Linked DNA regions of Homo sapiens: region 2 is linked to region 1. A link is an interaction called in ENCODE POLR2A ChIA-PET data of the cell type or tissue named here. Cell type or tissue: PC-9. All regions are shown on one strand. Links, peaks and the distances in the headings refer to the core of each region. The heading gives the core; the rest is flanking DNA. Region 1 overlaps NCOR2 (nuclear receptor corepressor 2). Region 2 has its middle 66 kb from the start of NCOR2.

Evidence for each region. Peaks named below come from ENCODE experiments on the same cell type or tissue, not always from the same donor. Only the 100,000 strongest peaks of a DNase experiment are listed, where the experiment ranks them.
Region 2: POLR2A ChIA-PET joins it to region 1 with 37 read pairs; 5 of 35 experiments call an interaction of 5 or more read pairs at or near these places.

Annotation. Positions count from the first base shown.
Region 1 is chr12:124,386,845-124,394,844 of GRCh38, forward strand. The region is part of intron 18 of NCOR2 (nuclear receptor corepressor 2); the gene reads right to left. Among named protein-coding and RNA genes, the nearest start is that of MIR6880, 54 kb to the left of the region's middle. RefSeq lists enhancers at 1-231, 3,962-4,141, 5,109-5,798, 7,869-8,000 and a silencer at 2,443-2,512. In PC-9, for the core only: CTCF peaks have their summits at 2,367 and 5,723 (motif pointing left); DNase peaks (open chromatin) are centred at 2,077, 4,047, 5,667, 6,297 and 3 weaker places; H3K4me3 peaks cover 4,049 bases; H3K27ac peaks cover 7,902 bases.
Region 2 is chr12:124,627,478-124,640,402 of GRCh38, forward strand. No RefSeq gene overlaps it. Among named protein-coding and RNA genes, the nearest start is that of NCOR2, 66 kb to the left of the region's middle. RefSeq lists enhancers at 5,582-6,781, 6,086-6,135, 8,120-8,760, 8,766-9,060. In PC-9, for the core only: no CTCF peak of the experiment used is centred there; DNase peaks (open chromatin) are centred at 6,014, 6,334, 9,014 and 10,244; H3K4me3 peaks cover 1,088 bases; H3K27ac peaks cover 5,954 bases.

The sequences.
Region 1 (8,000 bases), core at 1-8,000:
TATTTATGCCTGTGTCTCCAGCGGCGTGACCTTGTGTGGCCCAGCCAGTCCATGCAGGTAGGGCCTGCCCACTTTCCCAGGGCTGTGGGAGAGACAGGGAGTGCTCCTGACCTAGGGGTCTGTGCGGCAAGAGGGTGCCCCTCCAGGGCAGCAGGCCCCAAGGCTGAATCACGTAGCTCGGGACATGGCAGCCTCTCTGAGCTGGAGCTCCACTTGTAAGGACTTTAATGAAGGATTTCCCATAATGAAGGTTTTAACCATTTTCCTTGAATAAAATCAAGCTGCAAGCCAAGCTCCAGCTAAAATTGTTCAGAGGTTGGGGAGCTGAGGGGCAGCCGTCTGTGTTGGTATTTTCATTCATTCATTCATTCATTCATTCATTCATTCATCCACCCACCCACCCACCCACGTGCTGGCTGCCTGCCTGCTACACACAAGGCTCTAATGCAAATAAAACAACAGCAGCAGAAACATCAACACATCAGCCCGTGGCACGGCTAACTGACACACAGAGTTTGCAAAGCCCTTCAAAGACTTGGTTCCGTCTCATCCTTGCTGTCATGGCTGTGACCATTTTCCCATCCCCAGGAGGGGGAAATCTCGGTTCAGAGGGTCCCGCCAACTCACCCAAGCTTAGAGGACCAGCCAAGGGGGGCAACGCGGGCGTGGGGCCCCAGACTTCCTGCCCTCCGGGTCCTCTGGCCCCCGTGGCGTGGGGGTGGCACTGACTGACAGGCCACCTGTTCGCCTGCCGTGGCCCTGGGAGCCACGTGGCCTCACAGCCCGCTCCTCAGGGTTCCTCAAGGACAGGCGCAGAAGGGGAGGGCCGGGGCGTGGGATCAAGTGGCACCCGGCCCCTGACCTTTCCCTCCGCCCGCGCCAGCAGCAGCTGCCACTTCCAGAACCTGGCGGACAGGGCCGCGCGTTTATTTATATTTCCCCAGCCGGGGCCAAGAGAGCCCAGGCAAACACACCGGGCCAGAGGGATCACAGACCCGGCACCCGGGTGGGAGAGGGCGAGAGGGGGCGGGTCTCCCATCTGGGCCTGCTGGGTGGGGTGGGCATGGAGAGCTCAGGGGGTGGGGTGAGGGTGGCCCAACAACACTGGGGAGGTTGACATTTCCAAACTCAGTCAATAAATAAGGAGGTAGCTAGGAGCCTGGCTGGGGGCTGGGGACCCTAATTAACTCCGATCATGGGGGCAGTGGGAGTGGGTTGAGGGCAGAGGAGAGGGGATGGAGGTGGGGGTGGGGGTCACCCAGCCCTTCCTGAAAACATACGGCTCCCAAAGGAGCTGGGCAGAGTCATCCAGGCGCCTGGCCAGAGCTCGCTAGCAGTCTTGGCCAGCCCTTCTGCTCTCCGGCCTCAGTTTCCTTAACTGCCGTGTGAGGAGCCAGAGTGGGTGTCCCATTAGTGCCGGCCAGGGCTGCGGGGTAGGGGCAGGCTGGCACTGGCTTCCTCTGGTTCCTGTTCTGGGAAGCCCAGGCAGAGGCTGCCAGGCACGGAGAGAAAGACTTTCTACCCTACCGTGCCTTGGAGACCACCCCGCCAGACCCAGCTTGAAGCCCCCGTCCACTTGGAGAGACCCCCTGTGCACACAGCATCACAGACCTTCCCAGGCACAGATCCAGGTCCCACCCCTGCTTCCAGGAGAGCTTCAGCCCAGCAGGGAGAGAGAGGAGAGGGCATGGGGGAAAGGATGGGCTGGGACCCCCATCCACTCCAGGGGCCCAGAACTCCGACTCCCCAGCTGCCCAGCCTCAAATCCCAGATGGCCACGTTGCGGTCCCTGTCCCTGCACCCGCAGTCCCCCATCCCCTCCCCAGGACCACTCACTCACATCCTCTCATTCGCGTCTCCCCCTCGGCCAAGTTTTCCGGAAACATAGGGCTGGGAAGATGCCCCAGGGAGCGGGCCGAAGTGGGCCGGCAGGCTGGGCGGCCGCGGTCGGCTCTGCGAGGCTGCTGGTTGGCGTCTGCTGGCGGCTCAGCTCAGCCTCACATCCTTCTCCGTCCCACGGTGAGGGAGGGAGGGAGGGAGGGAGGGAGGGAGCGAGGGAGGGAGGGACGCGGCGGGCGGAGGCTGGCTCGAGAGGGGCGGGCGGGAGGCAGCTCCTCACAAGTCCGCCTGCCTGTGGTGGCCCGGGGCTCCTCCAGCGGCCGCTGCCACCTCTGACGCCGTCCCCAAGCCGCTGTGGGCGCGCGAGGTGCCCTTCCCCGAGGGTGGTGGGTGGCGGGAAGTTGTCAGTGGTGCGTGTGGGATGCCCCTGGGCCAGGTATCACCGGGGCGCAGCGTGCCGAGCTCCTCCAGCACCAATGTGCCCAGTGCGGACGCTCAGCGAGCAATGCCGGCCAGAGCCCACAGACCCCCGGGCCGGGCAAAATCCAAGGACCCAGGCCCAGCAGGGCAGCCGTGTCCCCCGCAGCCGGGCTCAGCTCTGATCTTCTTGCTGCCTGACCCAGCGAGACGCGGCAGGACTGAATGTGACCTCCAGACGGAGGCTCGCGGCGGGCGGGCAGGCGGGCGGGGGAGCGTGGCAGAGGCCCAGGTTCACAAGGGGCGGGCCAACTTGGCACTGGCTCCCCCTCCCTCTCTCCCCATCCGCGGCGGTGGCGGCGTCAGCAGTGGTAAGAACAGATGAGGGTTCCAGAAAAACAGAGCTTCTCCACCCCCGGCAGACAGGGAGCAAACAGCTTCTTCCGCCATCATCCCCCGCCGCCCGTCCCCCCACCCTCCGTGTCAGTTCCACCTGAGCTCTGCCCCCTGCCTGGCCTGATGCTGCCGAGGCTGACCGAGCCCTCTGTCGGGGACTGTGGGTGGGCAGGGCTAGCCTCGCATTCCGGAGGGATCCCGGGATTTGAGGAGCCTTTGCAGGGTGCACATGAGACCGCCAACCATTTAGGGGAGGGGGAAGGGTTTGGGGATTTGGGGTCCCCAAAGAGCCCTCTGCTGCTGGGGGGGTCTCGGGACCACAGCTGCCCCTTTCGTCCTCCTCCGAGAGCCCCTGCAGCCGTGAAGGAACACTGTGGGAAATGCCGGGGAGCCACCCAGAAGGTTGAAAGTTAACTGAGCTGAACTTTGGATCCTAGATTCAGGTCACGACCGACTTCCCTGACTCTGGGATCATTAACCTGCTTTTCCCTTTAACTCCCAGCCCTTCCATCCTGCCCCCTAAAAATCTGGGGAGCAGAAGGCGTCTCTGGAATGTCCCTGCACCCCCAGCCCTCGTCCTGGGGCACGATGCCAGGGGAGGGCAACAAACCTCAACCACATCAGGGATCTGGGCCTCTCCACCTGAGTCCTGCCCTCTGCCCTCTGCAGGGGAGGTCTCAGTGCACTTTTAAGGATGCCAACCCCGTGAAATCACTCCTCTGCTTAAAATCTTCCAGTGACCACATGAAGCTCTTGGAATAAAATCCAAAGGCCCTAGCACGGCCCAGGTGACCCTTAGGAGCCAGCTCCATGAACCCGCCCAGCCTCTCTCTGGGTCACTCGTGTGTGCCCCAGGGCCTTTGCACCAGCTGCTCCTGCTGCCTCCACGGGTTTTCTCACAGATGTGCCTTGTCTTCCCTCTGGTCTTGGCTCAAGTGATGGCTCCTCAGAGAAGCCTTCCTTGCCCGCCCCTCCAAAGTGACCCCCCCCCGTCGCCCTGCCATCCCAGGGTTTGATCATCTTCATAGCTTTCACCGCCTCTGAAATTAGCTCCCTCGTCCCACTGCTCATCGGCAGGTGTCCGGGGCCTGCTGAGCACCCTGGGCATCTCTGCCACCCGTCTGGGTCCCTGGTAAGGAGCTTGCAAAGGAAGAGGGGGCTGTGCGTTTAGCTCTGCAGGGGGCCCCGAACCCTCCCAAAAGAGGCTGGGGTATCCCCCTTGACATCCAGGCACACGCCCCCAACACTCTGTGCCAGGGCGGAGATGGCAGATTCTGCCACCATGCCCTGTGGTCTGGATTCCCCGACCCCACTTCTAATTTCTAAGGAAGGAGTTTCGTTCTGAAGAGTCAGGAGGCAGGAACTAGGAAGTGAAATTGACCAAGACAGGAAGTCCAGCCAGGAGGTCTGAGTCACAGACGCCGAGTGGAGAGCCAGGCGCAGGGGCCCGGCGGCCACGGGAGTGGGTGCTTGGGGCCCCGCTGGGCTAATCCTCCTCTGGGCACCCATGGGGCAGCGTCCCACATGCCATCCGCGGGCCCATGACGAGCTGTTCTTGTGGGGGCCAGGACTCAGCCTCCTCGGCTCAGGTGCTCTGGCCCTCAGGGAGGCCTGTGCTGCCGCTCAGATGCCTCCAAGCTGCTTTTCTCCAAGGGTCTGCAAACCTGCATCCACAGCTAGGACTCCGAGGGGACCACACCACCGCCCACCTGCATCTGGGGATGTTGCAGCTGTTTTCTCTGGAAGTCAGCCCCCAACCCTGGAAACACACTCGCTCTCCCCACCCCAGCCAGTCACCTCCAGCCTTGACGTTTCCCACCCCTTCCATGAAGACTCACAGGCTGCCTGCCAGAGGGGTGCATCGACCACCGCCCCCCACCTGCCATTTTCCCCGAGAAACTCAGCATGCTCTGCCTAAAACCCTATCAAAGTTGGGAGGAAAAGAACCCAGCCGTCTTGGGCCTGAGTCATGCCACTTCCTCATTTCAGAAACCCCAAGCCCTGGCGGGGGGGGGGTTCCACAGGGACGGTGCCTCCGCATTGACACCCTTGACAGGCCGGGCACTCCTGCGTGTCTTGTCAGGACTTCCCGAACTCCTGCCATCCTGAAATCCTATCAGGATGTTGGCTGGATAACATCACACCTGGACTTGCACCTCCCCACTCTTTTCTCTCCATCTACTCTTTCAAAAATCAGCCTCGCTATCTGCCTTAGCCTCCGCATCAGCAATTATACCCGTAAATCATAGGTACGATGTGAAAAAGCTACGTCTTCTCCCAGCTCTCAAAAAAACCCAGACTCATTAAGATGAAATAAAGTCACCTGCATACGACCTGGCGCTGTCTCGCCTACCATTTCCGGAAGTGCCACGTTACACCTTTCAATGTCACGTTTTCCTACAGAGCAGAGCAAAGTTGGAAGCCAGCCTGGGGGGTCAGACAGACCACCCCATGCCCTGTGTCCACCGCAGTGGGCTGGGTGAGCACTGGCTCTCCCTCTGGCCTTGGTCTTCTCCTGTGCAAAGCAGAAGTCGTGTGTATGCGTGCGTGTGTACACACGCGTGTGGAGGGCCTGCCTTGTTCGTGAGCACCAGCCACGCCACGTGACGACAGGCATCATTACTACCGCATCGACCGCCAGGTGCTCCTTCCCTGAGTCAGGAGCCATGTGGATGCGGATTCATGGGTCTCCCCTAGGAGGGAAGGGGGGCTTGTTGATGCCTGATTTCATCTTCAAGGGTGCTGACAGGAGCAAGAGTGTGGTCCAGACCCTGCCCCTGTGTCTGGCTGTACCCCAAGTTCCTGCAGAAACCCCAATTTTTTCCTCCCTCCAAACCATCACAACAGACTGTTTCTCACATATCCGGCCGGGAGGCCAACCAGCCCCAGACATGCACCCTCCCTAGTGGTCTCTCTCCAGACCACACGTGGTGACAGTCTCCTTGGACGCGAGCCCCGAGGCACCGCACCGTCCCTGCCTGGTATACCACCCCTCCTGAGTCACACAGCTCGAGTGTCGCCTCCTGCTGGGCCCTGACGGACAGCTGCACCAGGAAGTAGCCGGGCAGACCCAAACCCAGGAGCAGCAGCACTGCCTACCGGCCCGCCCACCCCACTGTAAGCTCTGGCAGCTTTGTGCGGCAGAGCACACAGGCGCTCCTCTTTTGGGGGGCCCATGGTGGGCACAGCCCAAGGCTTTCCCAGTGGACATGTAGTGGAGGAGGTCCTGCTCTCCAGGCTCCAGGCTGGGGGCTCACCCCTCCCCTTCCCATGCCTTAGACGCTTCATCTATAAAAGCCCGTCAGGCCAGCCCATGTGCACAGCAATGGGTGGTTCCTGCCTCGCTCCTGTGAGAAGTGGCAAGGCCACTAGACAAGGCAGCTGGAGTCCTGGGGGAGGCCTCTGGGGTCTGCCCGGGCTTACTGGGAGCCACCAGGGCCTGGTCTTGCACATCCTCCCACTGTTGGCCGCTCCCTGGAGATTGGGAAGGACTGGCAGCCCGGAGGCGGGCCAGAGCCAACTCCCGGTCTAGAATGGTGTGACAATGGTGTGACCGGGAGCCTCCCAACCCCCTCCACAGCAGGTTCTCTGCCCGCCAGAGAAGAGGGCTGGGGCCTGGAGGAGCTGCCAGCAGAGCCTCGGGCCTCTCGCACAGCTGGGTCAGGCTTCCAAGCCAGGCCAGGCTGACCTTTCCCAGGGGAACCGAGTCCCTCATCCCAGCCCTGCTCCTGCCCTGCCCCTCCTTCCCCACTTGGCGCTGGGCCCGAGGGCAGGCGGCCAGCTCCCCGGAGCTGCCCGGTTCCTGGGGAAGCTGCCTCCTGAACATTCTCGGTCCTCAGGCAGCACAAGCCCCAGGGCAGGCAGCCACAGCCGCATGCACACAAGAAGGGAGGTTGCTCACTTGCCCACCAGAAACCCTATGGCCATCATGTCCCCAGCCCCTCCCCAGTGGCCTCCCACGCTCTAGAGTAATAGCTACACTCCATCCCATGCTGGCAAGGCCAGGCTCCCGGTGGCCCCTCTACCTTCTGGGATTCAACCACTTCTCATGGGGCCACACTGCCCCTGCCATGGGGCCTTTGCACATGCCTGTCCTGCCTTTGTTACCTGGTCAACAGGTTGGCCCATGGACTAACCTGTTCAGCTCTCATGCCAACCCCATTCCTACTCTGCAAGTAGAGTGCCTGGGTTCAAATCCCAGCTCTACCACTTCACAGCTGTGTGACCCTAGGCTGCTCACTAAGCCTCTCTAGGCCTCGGTTTCCTCATTTGAATAACAGAAGTATTAACAGCACCTGCCTCCTAGTCAGGTTGGTAGAGATAAAGTGACTTCATACACACAAAGCTTCCAGCAGTGCCCAGCACGCAGGATGGGCTCCACGGTGTTACTGGGTGATATTCACTATTATTTCGTGCTCTGGGTGTCGGCCCCTTCCTCGGGGTAGCCCTCTGACTGGTGGCCCCCAGCACCATGGAAGTTCCTCCAGTTGTCACTGTACATTTGCTTGGCAGGTGACTTACCTCCGACCCCCATCGCCGGGGCGAAGACAGAGGTGGCGGGGGCCGAGGCCCCAAAGTGTAGGTACCTGCTCAGGGTCAGACTCTGCAGGAGGCACAGCTGGGACCCAAACCTAGGGAGCAGGGTCTGGAGACTGCGCCCTAAGCTAGCGGCCTGCCATTTCTGAGTGCCTACTGTATACCAAGGACTGTTCCTATGTGGCTCGCTCCGTCTTTAAAGTGCCCCTGGGAGGTAGCATCCCTGCCTCATCTGAGAGAACGATGGTAACTGAGGGTGAAACAGATGGGCCAGGCCAAGGTCAGGGGGCTAAGGAGCTGCTTGTAGCTACAAAGTGATGGGGAGGTCGGTATGCCCCGGGCAGCACTGCCCTCAGCTCTTCTGTGTACTTTCACCAAAACCCCAGGAAGGTGGGTGTGCTGGGTTGGAGAGCATCCCCCCAACATTTTGTGTCCACCAGAACCTATGAATGTGACCTTATTTGGAAAAAGGATGTTTGCAGATGTGATCAAGTCAACGTGGGGTCATACTGGATTGGGGTGGGTCCTTGTAAGAAGAGGAAAATGTGGACAGAGACACGCAGGGAGAAAGGCACACAAAGACAAAGGCAGAGCCTGGAGGGATGTGGTCATGAGCCAGGGACTGCCAAGGCTGCAGGCAGGCGCCAGGGGCTGGGGGAGGCAAGGCAGGCTCCTCCCCAGAGCCTCTGGAGGGAATGCAGCCTCTTGGATGCCTTCAACTTGGACTTCTGGCCTCCAGAACAGTGAGAGAATACATTTATTTTAAGCCACCCAGTTCATGACCCTTTATTATGGCAGCCACAGGAAACATA
Region 2 (12,925 bases), core at 2,395-10,394, 240 kb after region 1:
AGTAGACAGTATAGAGAATTCCACATGCACACACACTCAATTCCCACCCCCCCAACCCGGTACACAGTTTCCCCTGTTATTCATATCTTGCATTCGTGTGGTACACTTGTTACAATTAAGGAATCAATATTGACACAGCACTATGAACTATAGTCCCTAGTTTACATTGGGGGTCACTCTTGGAGTTGTAGGGTTCTATAGGTTTTAAGAACCGTACCGGCCGGGCGCAGTGGCTCACACCTGTAATCCCAGCACTTTGGGAGGCCGAGGCGGGCAGATCACGAGGTCAGGAGTTCGAAACCTGCTTGACCAACATAGTGAAACCCCTTCTCTACTAAAAATACAAAACTTAGCTGGGTGTGGTGGCGGGCACCTGTAATTCCAGCTACTCGGGAGGCTGAGGCAAGAGAATCACTTGAACCCAGGAGGCAGAGGTTGCAATGAGCTGGGACCACGCCACTGCACTCCAGCCTGGGCAACAGAGTGAGCGTCTGTCTCAAAAAAAAAAAAAGAAAAAAAGAAAAAAAGAAAGAAAAAGAAAAAGAAATGTACCATGACGTAGTCCCCATTGTAGCATCATGCAGAGATTCACTGCCCTAAAAGTCCCCTGGCCTCCATCTTTTCATCCCTCTTTCCCTCTCCTCAGTCCCCTGGCAGCCACTGATCTTTCTACTGTCTCTATAGTTTTGCCTTTTCCAGAATGTCACATAGTTGGAATCATAGCATGCAGCCTTTCAGAACGGCCTCTTTCACTTAGTAATATGCATTTAAGTTTCTTCCATGTCTTTTTGGGGCTTGATAGCTCACATCTTTTTAGCACTGAGTAATAGTCCACTCTCTGGATGTGCCACAGTTTGTTTATTCATTCACCCTTTTTAAAAAAAAAATTATTTATGTATTTATTTTTGAGATAGAGTCTCGCTCTGTCACCCAGGCTAGAATGCAATGGCACGATCTCAGCTCACTTCAACCTCTGCCTTCTGGGTTCAAGCGATTTTCCTGCCTCAGCCTCCAAGTAGCTGGGATTACAAGTGGGTACCACCACTCCCAGTTAATTTTTGTATTTTTAGTAGAGGCGGGGTTTCACCACGTTGCCCAGGCTGGTCTCAAACTTCTGGCCTGAAGGGATCCACCTGCCTCGGCCTCCCAAAGTGCTGGGACTACAGGCATGAGCCACGGGGCCTCAACCCTATTCACCTATTAAAGAGCATCTTGGTGGCTCCCAGTTTAGGGTGTTTATGACTGTAGCTGCTATGAACATTCATGTGCAAATTTTTGCATGGACGTAAGTTTTCAAATCACTTGAGTAAACACCTGGAAGTGTGATTGCTGGATAGTCTGCTAAGACTATGGTTAGCTCTCTGAGAAACCAGCAAACTGTCTTCCACAGTTGTTTAACTATTCTGCATTCCCACCAGCAGTGAGGGAGCGTTCCTGGGCGTTTGCATTTTATAGTGGTTGAAAAAACCAAAAGAAGAATATTTCATGACACATAAAAATTATATGAGATATGATTTTTAGTGTCCATAAATAGTTTTGTTTTTTTTTTTTTTTTTTTTTTTGAGACAAGGTCTTACTTTGGCACCCAAACTGGAGTGCAGTGGTGTGAACATGGCTTACTGCAGCCTCGACCTCCTGGGTTCAAGCAATCTTACCTCAGGCTCCTGAAGAGCTGGGACTATAGGCACGTGCCACCGTGCCTGGCTAATTTTTGTATTTTTTTGTAGAGACAGGGTCTCTATGTTACCCAGACTGGTCTCAAACTCCTGGCTCAAGCAATCCTCCCACCTTGGCCTCCCAAAGTGCTGGGATCATAGGCATATGTTGCTGCCCCTGGCCATAAATAAAGTTTTATTAGGACACAGCCATGCTCATTCACCTGTGTATTGGGTATGGCTTCTTTCATGCTACATAGGTAGAGTTGAGAGGCTGAAAAAGAGACTGGAGGCCCGCAAAGCCAAAGAAGTTTGACCCAGCCCTTTGTTTTTTCGGGGTTTTTTTGTTTGTTTGTGACAGAGTCTCGCTCTGTCACCCAGGCTGGGGTGCAGTGGCATGATTTCGGCTCACTGCAACCTCTGCCTCCCGGGTTCAAGCAATTCTGTTGCCTCAGCCTCCCAAGTAGCTGGGATTACAGGCGCCTGCCACCATGCCTGGCTAATTTTTGTATTTTTAGTAGAGACGGGGTTTCACTATGTTGGCCAGGCTGGTCTTGAACTCCTGACCTCAAGTGATCCACTCGCCTCAACCTCCGAAAGTGTTGGAATTACAGGCATGAGCCACCGTGCCCCGGGCTGACCCAGCCCTTTGGATAGAAGAGCCGTGCCAGCCCCTGCCTCAGCATGGTGGCTCTGGGAGTCATCCACGGCGCTGTGTGTATCAATAGGTTATCCCTTTCTAGTGCTGAGTGGGACTCCATGGCATGACTACACAACAATTTATCTGTTCAGCTGACGGACATTTGGACTGTTCCCAGTTTTTAGCTATTATGAATAAAGCTACTACGAGCGTTTGTCTGCTGGAATATGTAGGCCACATGCCTTTGCTTCTCTTGGGTGAATACCTAGGAGTGGAATTGCTAGGTCAGGACGCGCCACGTTGTACTTTGTGTCATATTGTCACATCTCAGGATACTATTTCTAACCAGTGCCCTTTTATCCCAGGAATTATTTGCCCCTTCCCTGTGCCTTCTGCCAAACTAGACTGTGTGCCATCCAATGCCCAGGGGAGGAAAAGTAGGAGAGAAAAGCGTAACAAATGTTACTCAGTTTCAGAAGCCAGTGCTTTCAGATTCCAAGAATCTGGGCTTTTGAGCTGCAAAACCTCAGCCAGGAAGAGTTCCAGATATCAATTTTATGGCAAAAACAATAGATTTGGGGGTGGGGGGAAGGATCTTACGTATAACGATGAAAGAGCCAGACTGCAAACCCAGGAGGAGATGATGGCTTTCCTGGGCTGGGTGAGAGAAGCAGGCTGTGGGCAGAGACCACTTGCCTCCATCAGAATCCGCTCTCCTTTCCTTTGGGAAAACAGCAAGACAGAGTTTCCCAGCCTCCTGTGCAGTCATTAGTGGCCATGGGGCCAAGCTCTGGGCAATGGAAGTTGAGTGAAGTGACGTGGGCCCCTCTCAGGCCTGACCCTCCAAGCCTCCCCTGTGTGCTCCTGGGTCCCTTTCTTTTCCACCAAGTGGAAGCTGTTGCAGCATTGAAGCTCTGGGGCACAGTGGACCCCAGGATGGCAGGAACCCTCCTCTACCCAAATGCCCACGCTGACCATGAACCGTTCTACAGGGAAGAGACTCTGTTGTGTAAAGCCGCTAGAGTGAGCCTCTGTACATCAAGGTACTGAACCTAAATCTCACTGGGTCAGATGGGAAACGTTGAGAGGGTGTAGCCACGTTTTGCTTCCAGCACTTATAGCTCTGTGGGAATGTGAGAGGCGTGTGAACCAGAGCAACTCCATCTTGAACAGGGGCCGGGTAAAATGAGGCCGAGACCTACTGGGCTGCATTCCCAGACAGTGAAGACATTCTAAGTCACAGGATGAGACAGGAGGTCAGGACAAGACACAGGTCATAAAGACCTTGCTGATAAAACAGTTTGCGGTAAAGAAGCCAGTAGAAACCCACCAAAACCAAGATGACCACGAGAGTGACCTCTGGGCGTCCTCACTGCTACACTCCCAGCGGCGCCATGACAGTTTACAAATGCCATGGTAACGTCAGGAAGTTACCCTATATGGTCTACAAAGGGGAGGCATGAATAATCCACCCCTTGTTTAGCATATCGTCAAGAAATCACCATAAAAATGGGCAACCGGCGGGGCACGGTGGCTCAGGCCTGTAATCCAAGCACTTTGGGAGGCCGAGGCAGGCGGATCACGAGGTCAGGAGGTCGAGACCATCCTGGCTAACACAGTGAAACCCCATCTCTACTAAAAATACAAAAAATTAGCCAGGCGTGGTGGCGGGCTCCTGTAGTCCCAGCTACTAGGGAGGCTGAGGCAGGAGAATGGCGTGAAGCCGGGGGCTGGAGCTTGCAGTGAGCCAAGATCGCACTGTTGCACTCCAGCCTGGGTGACAGAGCAAGACTCTGTCTCAAAAAAAGAAAAAAAAAGAAAGAAAGAAAAGAAAAAGAAAGAAAGGTATAAAATAGATTGTGCTGGCTCAGTTTAACACATCAAGGGCTGGATTTGCCTACGAGCCCCCAGTTTGTAACCTCTCTCCATTTATTTAATTAGTAAGCATTTACTGGGCGCTTACTGTGTGCCACACACAATTCTAGGCCCTGGACAACACAGATAAGGCACCTGGAAAATGGGTAGAGGGAGAGGAATTCCCCAGCAGGGACTCCCCAGGGACAGATGTGATGGGAAGTCTCGGCCGTGGGGCGCCCCTCTGCTGTGTGGCCCCCACACCGCCCTGGGCTGGTGGACAGGACTTCGGGGCCATTTTGTTCTCACCCAGCCTGTCTGTACTGTGCAAACCTCCGTCTCCTGGAGCTAAGGGGCTGCCTGGGCAGCCCAGAAGCCTCTAGGCCTCTCCAAAGATATACTGGGAAAAACTTTCCCTTGCTATTGCTCAGAATCGTTCAACTCCCAGCCGCTTGCTAATTACTATGCCCTTGAGCAAAAATGTTAATCTAAAAAACATAAAATTATAATGACTTACTTGACATAATTGGAACAAACAAGATGAGCAGGCAGGCGGCAAGCAGCAGGGGCTCCGGCATCAGCCCCCCAGCACCTTGCCAGCCTGGGGGCAGGGGACCCACCTGGGTGGGGGCGGGGGCAGAGCCCCCCTGGCCGGCGAGACTCATTGCCTTGTCAGGGGGCTGAGCGGTTCCGTTGGGTCTGCTCTGGCTTTGACTGAGGACTCATCCTAGATCTTGGCGTGGGGACAGCCAGCCTGGGTGGGCATCCTGCCTCCTATTGTGGGTCCCCAGGACAGTGACTTCCCTCTCTGTTCGCCCATTCCCTCGTCCATGAAATGGGGCTAACAGCATGTCCAGCACCTAGAGTTCTCCATGTCACCTGCTTGTAAATGCTGAGCTTAAAACACAGCAAGCACTCAGCAAACAATTACTGCCGTGAGTGAAGCTAATCTCCTCCAGGCCCATCTGAGGTGGGAGGAGAGAGGCCGGGGAGAGGGAGGATACGCTTCCAGCACACCCTGGTCCTTCCTCCCTCTCCTCTCTTTGCACAGGCCTGTCCCATGCCCAGCTTTAGCCATTAGGTCCTTACTTGAGGGGAGGCCTCCACACTCCCTGCCTGCCTGACTGGCTGGGCGTCCAGTGAGTTGGATTCCAGAGATCCTGGAGCCTGTGAGGAGGAGGAGGACGCAGAGGCTGGGGATCACATGATAAGAGATGCCCAGGAGACTTCATGAACGAACAGCCCAGCCCTTCTTGTCTCAGTAGATAAGATGGTGGGTGAGTGGGGCCCGCTCAGGGCTCAGGCATGCATCCCCAGAACCCGTGCCCATACCCCGAGAGCTCACACACCCACACCCAGACCTGTGTGCTTATGCATACACCCCAGAGCCTATGCACACACTTCCAGAGCTCACACACACACAGAAACACACACACCCAGACCTGTGCACACCCCCCCAGAGCTCATACACACCCATCCCGACCTGTACATACCCCCAGAGCTCATGCACACACCCCCAGAGCTCTCACACATACACTCAGACCTGTGTGCTCATGCACACACTCAGACCTGTGCATACATCCCAGAGCCCATTCGCATAATGCTAGGGCTCACACATACACCCCCAGAACCCATGCACACCCCAGATCTTGGCACACACCATAGAGCCCACACAACACACTCAGACCTGTGTACACATCCTGACTTCTACACACATTTTCAGACCTGTGCACACACTCCAGAGCCCAGGCATACACCCCAGAGCCCAAGAACACACCCCAGAGAACGATGCACACACCCCCGAGAACTATGCACACACCTCAGAGCTCACACACACCTCAGAGCCCAGGCACACACCCCAGAGAACTATGCACACACCCCAGAGCCCAGGCACACACCCCAGAGAACTATGCACACACCCTAGAGCCTCTTGTGGTTGCCCTTTGCCTGGAGCTCTCTGATTGGATAGTTGTAACAGTATGTTTTGGGCTGCAAGTAACAGAAAACTTAACTCAAAAATGGCTTTAACCAGGGGTCAACAAACTGCTGCTTATGGTCTGGCTCCTTGTTTTTGTTAATGAAGGTCTATAGGAATGCAGTTACGCCCACCCATTTCTATTGCCGATGGCTGCTTTCATGCAACAACGGCAAGCTGAGTCATTGCAATAGAGACCATGTGATCTGGAAAGCCTAAAATTATATTTAATGTCTGCCCTTTACAGAAAATTTTCACCGACCTCTGGCTTAAGCAATAAGGAAGACGTATTACTTCATATGATGAATGCTCAGAATGAAGGTGGCGTATTCGTTATCTCTGACTACACAACAAATCACCCCCCAAACTTGGAGGATTAAAGCAACAAGAATCATTCTCTACCTCATGGTTTCTGGGGGTAAGATCTCGGGAGTGGCTCCCCAGGGCGGTTTGAGCTCTGGATCTCTTGGAGGGTGCAGTCAGAGGGGCTGGTGGCTGGCAGTGTCATCTGGCTGCCGTCTTCATTTACAGTCTGACACCTGGGCTGGGCAGACTCAAACAGCTGGTCCTCCTCGGGCGTCGCTCTCCTGCTTGTGTGTTCATTTCAGCATGGTGGCTTCAGGAAAGCCAGACGTCTTTCCTGCAGTTCATGAGGGGGTCCCCTGAGTGTGTCCCAAGAGAGATCCAAGGAGAGGCCATATCACTTTTTTTTTTTTTGAGACAGAGTCTCACTCACTCTGTCGCCCAGGCTGGAGAGCAGTGGTGCAATCTCGGCTCACTGCAACCTCCGCCTCCCAGCCCAAGCGATTCTCCTGCCTCAGCCTCTGAGGTAGCTGGGATTACAGGCGTGTGCCACCACATCTGGCTAATTTTTGTATTTTTATTAGAGACAAAGTTTCACTCTGTTGGCCAGGCTGATCTCGAACTCCTAACCTCAAGTGATCTGCCCACCTCGGCCTCCCAAAGTACTGGGATTACAGGTGTGAGCCACCGCGCCCGGCCATATCACTTTTAATGACCAAGCCTCAGAACTCATGCAGCCACTTCCACCACACCCAGTGGTTGAGGTCATCACAAAAGTCCATCCGGGTTCAAGCGGAGGGGACCAAGACCCACCTTTTGAGTGCTTCAACCTCACCAGGAATCCAGGATCCTTCCACCTTTCTGCTCTGCGGACTTTGCTCTGTGTCCCGTGGTTACAAAATGGCTGTTGCCAATTCGACATTTTAGGCAGACACAGCAATGTCCGGTGGAAGAAGAGAGAACTGCCATGATCTTGTATCTCTCGTTTGTCTCCAGTATTTTTACTGAAATACAAAATACAGGCTGGGCGCGGTGGCTCACACCTGTAATCCCAGCACTTTGGGAGGTCAAGGCGGGTATGGATCACTTGAGTTCAGGAGTTCAAGACCAGCCTGGCCAACGTAGTGAAACCCCATCTCTACTAAAAATACAAAAATTAGCCGGATGTGGTGGCACATGCCTGTAGTCTTAGCTACTCGGAAGGCTGAGGCAGGAGAATTACTTGAACCAGGGAGGCAGAGGTTGTAGTGAGATGAGATCAAGCCACTGCACTCCAGCCTGGGCGACAGAGTGAGACTCCACCTAAAAAAAAAAAAAAAAAAAAAAAAGTGCATAGATCATAAGTGCACAGAGCAATGCATTTCCAAAGGTGAGCATGTCCGTGTACCCAACACCCAGATGAACATGACCAGAGGAGAAGCACCCAGAAACCCCTCTGCTCCCCCTCAGCCACTACCTTTTCCACGATGGCTGAATCTTGGCGGTCTATGCTTTTGATAGAAATGGAATGCTACACACGTGTGCTTGTGTGCCTAGCTTTTCTTGCTGCTGTGCCTACCTGCTTTTCTTGCCTGCACTACATTACGAACTTACTCATAAAAACACTATGCAGTCGAGTATAGCTGCAGGTAGCTCTTTTTCATTGCTATATAACGTTTCATTGTGAGATAGAATGATTTATTTAACCATTCTCCTGTTGATAGACATCTGGGTTGTTTGGCAATTATGATGAGCGCTGTGGTTAATGTCCTCCTAGTGGGTGTCTTATTTTAGACATATAAATGCACTGCTGTATCACAAGGAATGAAATTGCAGGGTCAAAGAGTAGGCAATGTTCAGATGTAGTAGGAACTTCCTAACTGTTTCCAAAGTGGTTGACAATGTCCCTGGCTCCAAGCTTGGAAGCCCAGCCCCCGATGCTGGGACACTCACACTGTGCCCAGTCTCCTGCCCCAGGGTCAGTGAACCACCCCCACCTGCTGCTTTCTGCCTTCTGTGGCCCTGAGATGGCAATTCCAAGATGGGCTGTCAATACCAAACCTTGTCACCTCCCAAGACAACAGGGCTGTCAATGACATCTCAACAACGGAATTTCTAACTTGCAGGTTTTAAAAGGGGGTTAGCTTTTAGGACCATAAAAATGTGCTTATTGCAAAATATTGGAAAAACTTCCAAGTTTAAAGAAGAAAATAAAAATAAAGATCTGTCCCCTCATTCTGGTCCAACAACCTCCACTTGTAACCACTCAGGGGGTTCACCTTGCCTGCTGCCTAGACAGAGCCAATTCATCAACATGGGGAAACTGCAATAGAGAAAGAGTAATTCATGCAGAGCCGGCTGTGCAGGAGACCAGAGTTTTACTATTACTCAAATCAGTCTCCCCAAGCCATTCAGGGAGCAGAGCTTTTAAGGATAACTTTGTGAGTGGGGAGAAGCCAGTGAGCCAGGAGTGCTGATTGGTCAGAGATGAAATCATAGGGAGTCGAAGCTGTCGTCTTGTGCTGAGTCAGTTCCTGGGTGGGGGCCACAAGATCAGAGGAGCCAGTTTATGCATCTGGGTGGTGCCAGCTGACGCATCACGTGCAGGGTCTGCAAAACATCTCAAGCCCTGACTTTAGGAGCAGTTTAGGGAGGGTCAGAATCTTGTAGCCTCCAGCTGCATGACTGCTAAACCATAATTTCTAAGCCTGTGGCTAATGTGAGTCCTATAAAGGCAATCTAGTCCCCAGGCAAGAAGGAGGCTGCTTTAGGAAAGGGTTGTTATGTTGTCTTTGTTTAAACTAGAAACTAAGTTTCTTCCAAAGTTAGTTCAGCCTAAGCCCAGGAATGAACAAGGACAGCTTGGAGGTTAGAAGCAAGATGGAGTTTGTTTAGTTAGATCTCTTTCACTGTCTCAGTCATAATTCCGCAACGGCGGTTTCACAGTGACATTTTAGTGTATTTCCTTCCCATCTTTTTTCTCCTCGCATATATAGACACATGATTGCAGCTAACTTGTATAACATGTGATATTCCAGGCACGACTTTTTTTAACCCATTCAATTTATATCAACTCATTTATTTTTTCATAACACTCCATTCAAATGACTACTATCATTATTATTGTTATTAATTTTTTTTGAGACAGGGTCTTGCTGCTACCCAGGCTTGAGTGCAGTGGTGAGATCTCGGCTCACTGCAACCTCCACCTCCTGGTTCAAACGATTCTTCTGCCTCAGCTTCCCAAGTAGCTGGGATTACAGGCGTGTGCCACCACACCCAGCTAATTTTTGTACTTGTAGTAGAGATTGAGTTTCACCATGTTGCTCTGGCTGGTCTTGAACTCCTGGCCTCAAGTGATCATCCACCTTGGCCTCCCAAAGTACTGGGATTATAGGTGTGAGCCACTATGCCTGGCCCAAATGGCTACTGTTATTATCCTCACTTTACAGATGAGGAAAAAGAGGCTCAGAGAGGCGAGGTGACTTGCCTAAGGTCACACAGCTCTAGAGCAATGATTTTGCTTTTAACAACTGCACTGTACGTCTCCCCAGTCTTGTTCTTATTCACCTGGAATCAGGAGGATGGAGAATAAGCGTTGATCATGGGTTTGGGAGTCACAGCTTTAGAGCCTGGGAGGCCCCCAGCTTCCTGGATCCCTAGGGTCAGGCTCCGAAGGGCGCTTCCTGCTCTCTGTTCACACGTCTGACTCTGGGGGCCTAGCCCCAGGACACTGATCATGGGGAACCACCTGACCTCCTCACCACCCCCACCCCTGTCCCAGCGCCCCAGCAAGAAAGGAGTCAGGTTGGGCGTTCACCTGTCCACAGCCAGGTGCCTTCCAGCTCAGCAGCTGAAGATAAAAATCTATTAGCTGCCAAGAGGATTGCTGGGAAAAGCCAAGCCGTGATTCATAGGGTAATAAATAGAAAGACAGTCCCGGCCCCGGGGCTGCATCTTCCTTGCATGCTGATCCCGCATCTGTGGCACTTCCCAGCCACCCCAGGGGGACGCTGGCACCCGAGGTAGGCTGTGGCAGGCTCACTCCTGTGCAGCAAGAGCTGGCCTCCGGGAAACCGGGGGGAGTCTCCGGAGCATGTACAGGAGACCTGCCCCGCCCAGCACACACGCTCCTTCACTCCCAGGTCAGCATCCTGGGGCCTCCGTGTCCTTGTCTGGACCATGGGTGTAAAGAAGCCACATTTCATCACAACGAAGCCAGCACCGATGTCAGCTGCACAATGTTTTGTCCTGTTATGGTCTTAATGTTGGTGTCCCCAACATATGTTGAAATCCCAATTCCTAAGTTGATGGGTTTAGGAGATGGCGCCTTTGTGGGGGTGATTCAGTCACGAGGGTGGAGGCTTCATGAGTGGGATTAGTGCCGTCATAACAGAGGCTCTCACGAGACCCCCGTCCCTTTCACCGCGTGAGGACACAGTGGGAAGACGGCCATCCATAAGCCGGAAAACGAGCCCTTCCCGGACACCCAATCTGCCTTGATCTTGGACTTCCCATCCTCCAAAACTGCGACAAATAAATTTCTACTGTTCATAAGCCACCCAATCTATGGTATTTTGTTGTAGTGATCTCCAGGACGTCCCTAGGAGTTGGCGCTGCCAACTGGTGTTTAAAAGAATTAAGACAGAAGCGAAGGATGAGGAAGAGCCAGCCAAGCAGACATCTGGGGGGAAGGCGTGCCAGGCTGGGGGGACAGCAAGGGCAAAGTCCTGCGGCAGAAACAAGTCAGTGGGTCCGAAGAACAGAGGGAAAGCTATTGGGAACGGAGCAGAGGGGATAGAAGAGAGGTCCGCGATAAGATGGAGGGGTGGGTGGGGCCTTGAAAGTCATGGTAATGCATGCAGATTTCTTCTAGAAGCAACGAGAGCCTCTGGAAATTGAAGGCAAGGCTGCGCATTGTCTGATGGATGATGGCAAGTGTTGCTTTGACTGTCCTCTGGGGATCTGACTGCAGGAGGCAAGGGCAGCACCAACTCCTAGGGGCGTCCTGGAGGTCGCTGTCATCACGCTGGGCCTGTGATGAGTGCTCAGCCCATGATGGTCAGGGTGGATATTGCTGTGATATCATTGTTGCCAACAGGCCCTTTCCATATGCCAGCAGAGGCTCATACCGAATCTAATCCCCCAAAGCTCAGAATCCGGGAAAAGTAAGATACTTTAATTCCTCCAAGTAAGGGGGCCCAGGTCCGAGACCCAAAGAAGACTCTGGGACCTCAGGGGAGGAGGGGGTCAGCTGGGACCGCCCTCCTCTAACACCCCTTCCCACACCTTGGAATGCACCTCAGGCCCAGAAGGACTAACTGAGTTGACATCCCCAATTCACCCCAGGCCTTCTCTCAACGTCCTAGAAAAGCTACCCATCTGTCTGCCAAAATCTCTGCATCTCCCCAGCCAGGCAACTCCCAACCCATTTACCAACTGGAAAGGATCCTTGGCCCCCAGCTACTGTTCCCTGCTCAGAACTCTCAGTGAATCTTGGCTGCAACTGCCACCTACTTGATGTCTGTGAGTGAATATTCCATGTCTCCCCCATTGAGTTTCCCCAGGTCAGAGACTGCTGAAACTTGCAGGGAACTCTGAGATGGCCAAGCTCAGGGTTGGCGAATACATAGCACTTTCCCTGCCTACACCTAGGCAGACATCAGAAATCAATCCCAGCTCTCTCTCCCATTGAGCTTGAGCATTGCCTGAGAATCCTCAGCCTAGACCTTAGTGCAATCTAGGAATTGGCACAGGATTAAAGCTCCTGGCTGTGCCCAGTCTAGCACAAAGCCCTCATTTCGTAAGTGGGGAAACTGACGCCCAGTAACAGGAAGGGACTAAAATTCAGGCCCCTTGACTTCCAGCCAACAGTCTCTTTCCTCGAGGGCAAAGGGACATCTATCATTTATGTTCTCCCTGTGGGATATGGTGAAGAGATAGTGTACAACAGAGATTTGTTCAACGAATAACAAGAATGAAACAAACAAAAAACAAGGAAAGAAAGAAGAGAGTTTTAGATGCAATAGGTAAAAACTGGCTCGGGTGTGAGAAAGAAACCCATGACATCGTGTTGCTAGACGTTTAGAAAAGTTGCTAAGGGAAATTTTTAGAGTGTCTTTCCTTGCAGAACTTTAAAAATAGTCCTGAAAAAAAAAAAGTAGTCCTGATTAAGTGCCCATCTGCCTGGGAGCCTCCTGCGGAATGCTGGGTGTGTTATTCACTCATAGTTGACAAGTGTTTGTTGAACATCAACTATATGCTGAGCATAAATCAGTCATTGAATTAAAAAGCAAAAATAACAGCTAGAATCTGTATCTCTCTGAGTTAGAGATCTTTGGCTGCAAGCAACAGAAACCAAGTCCAAAACTCAAGCACGAAGGGGGTTTGGGGAAGGAAAGAGGATGACTCACAAAAATGACAGAACAGCTCAACTCGGCTCGCCTGGGCACTGCCTGTGGCATGAATCGTCTCCCTGCTATTTCTTCATATTTTCCCAGATTCAAAATCTGGGTAAGA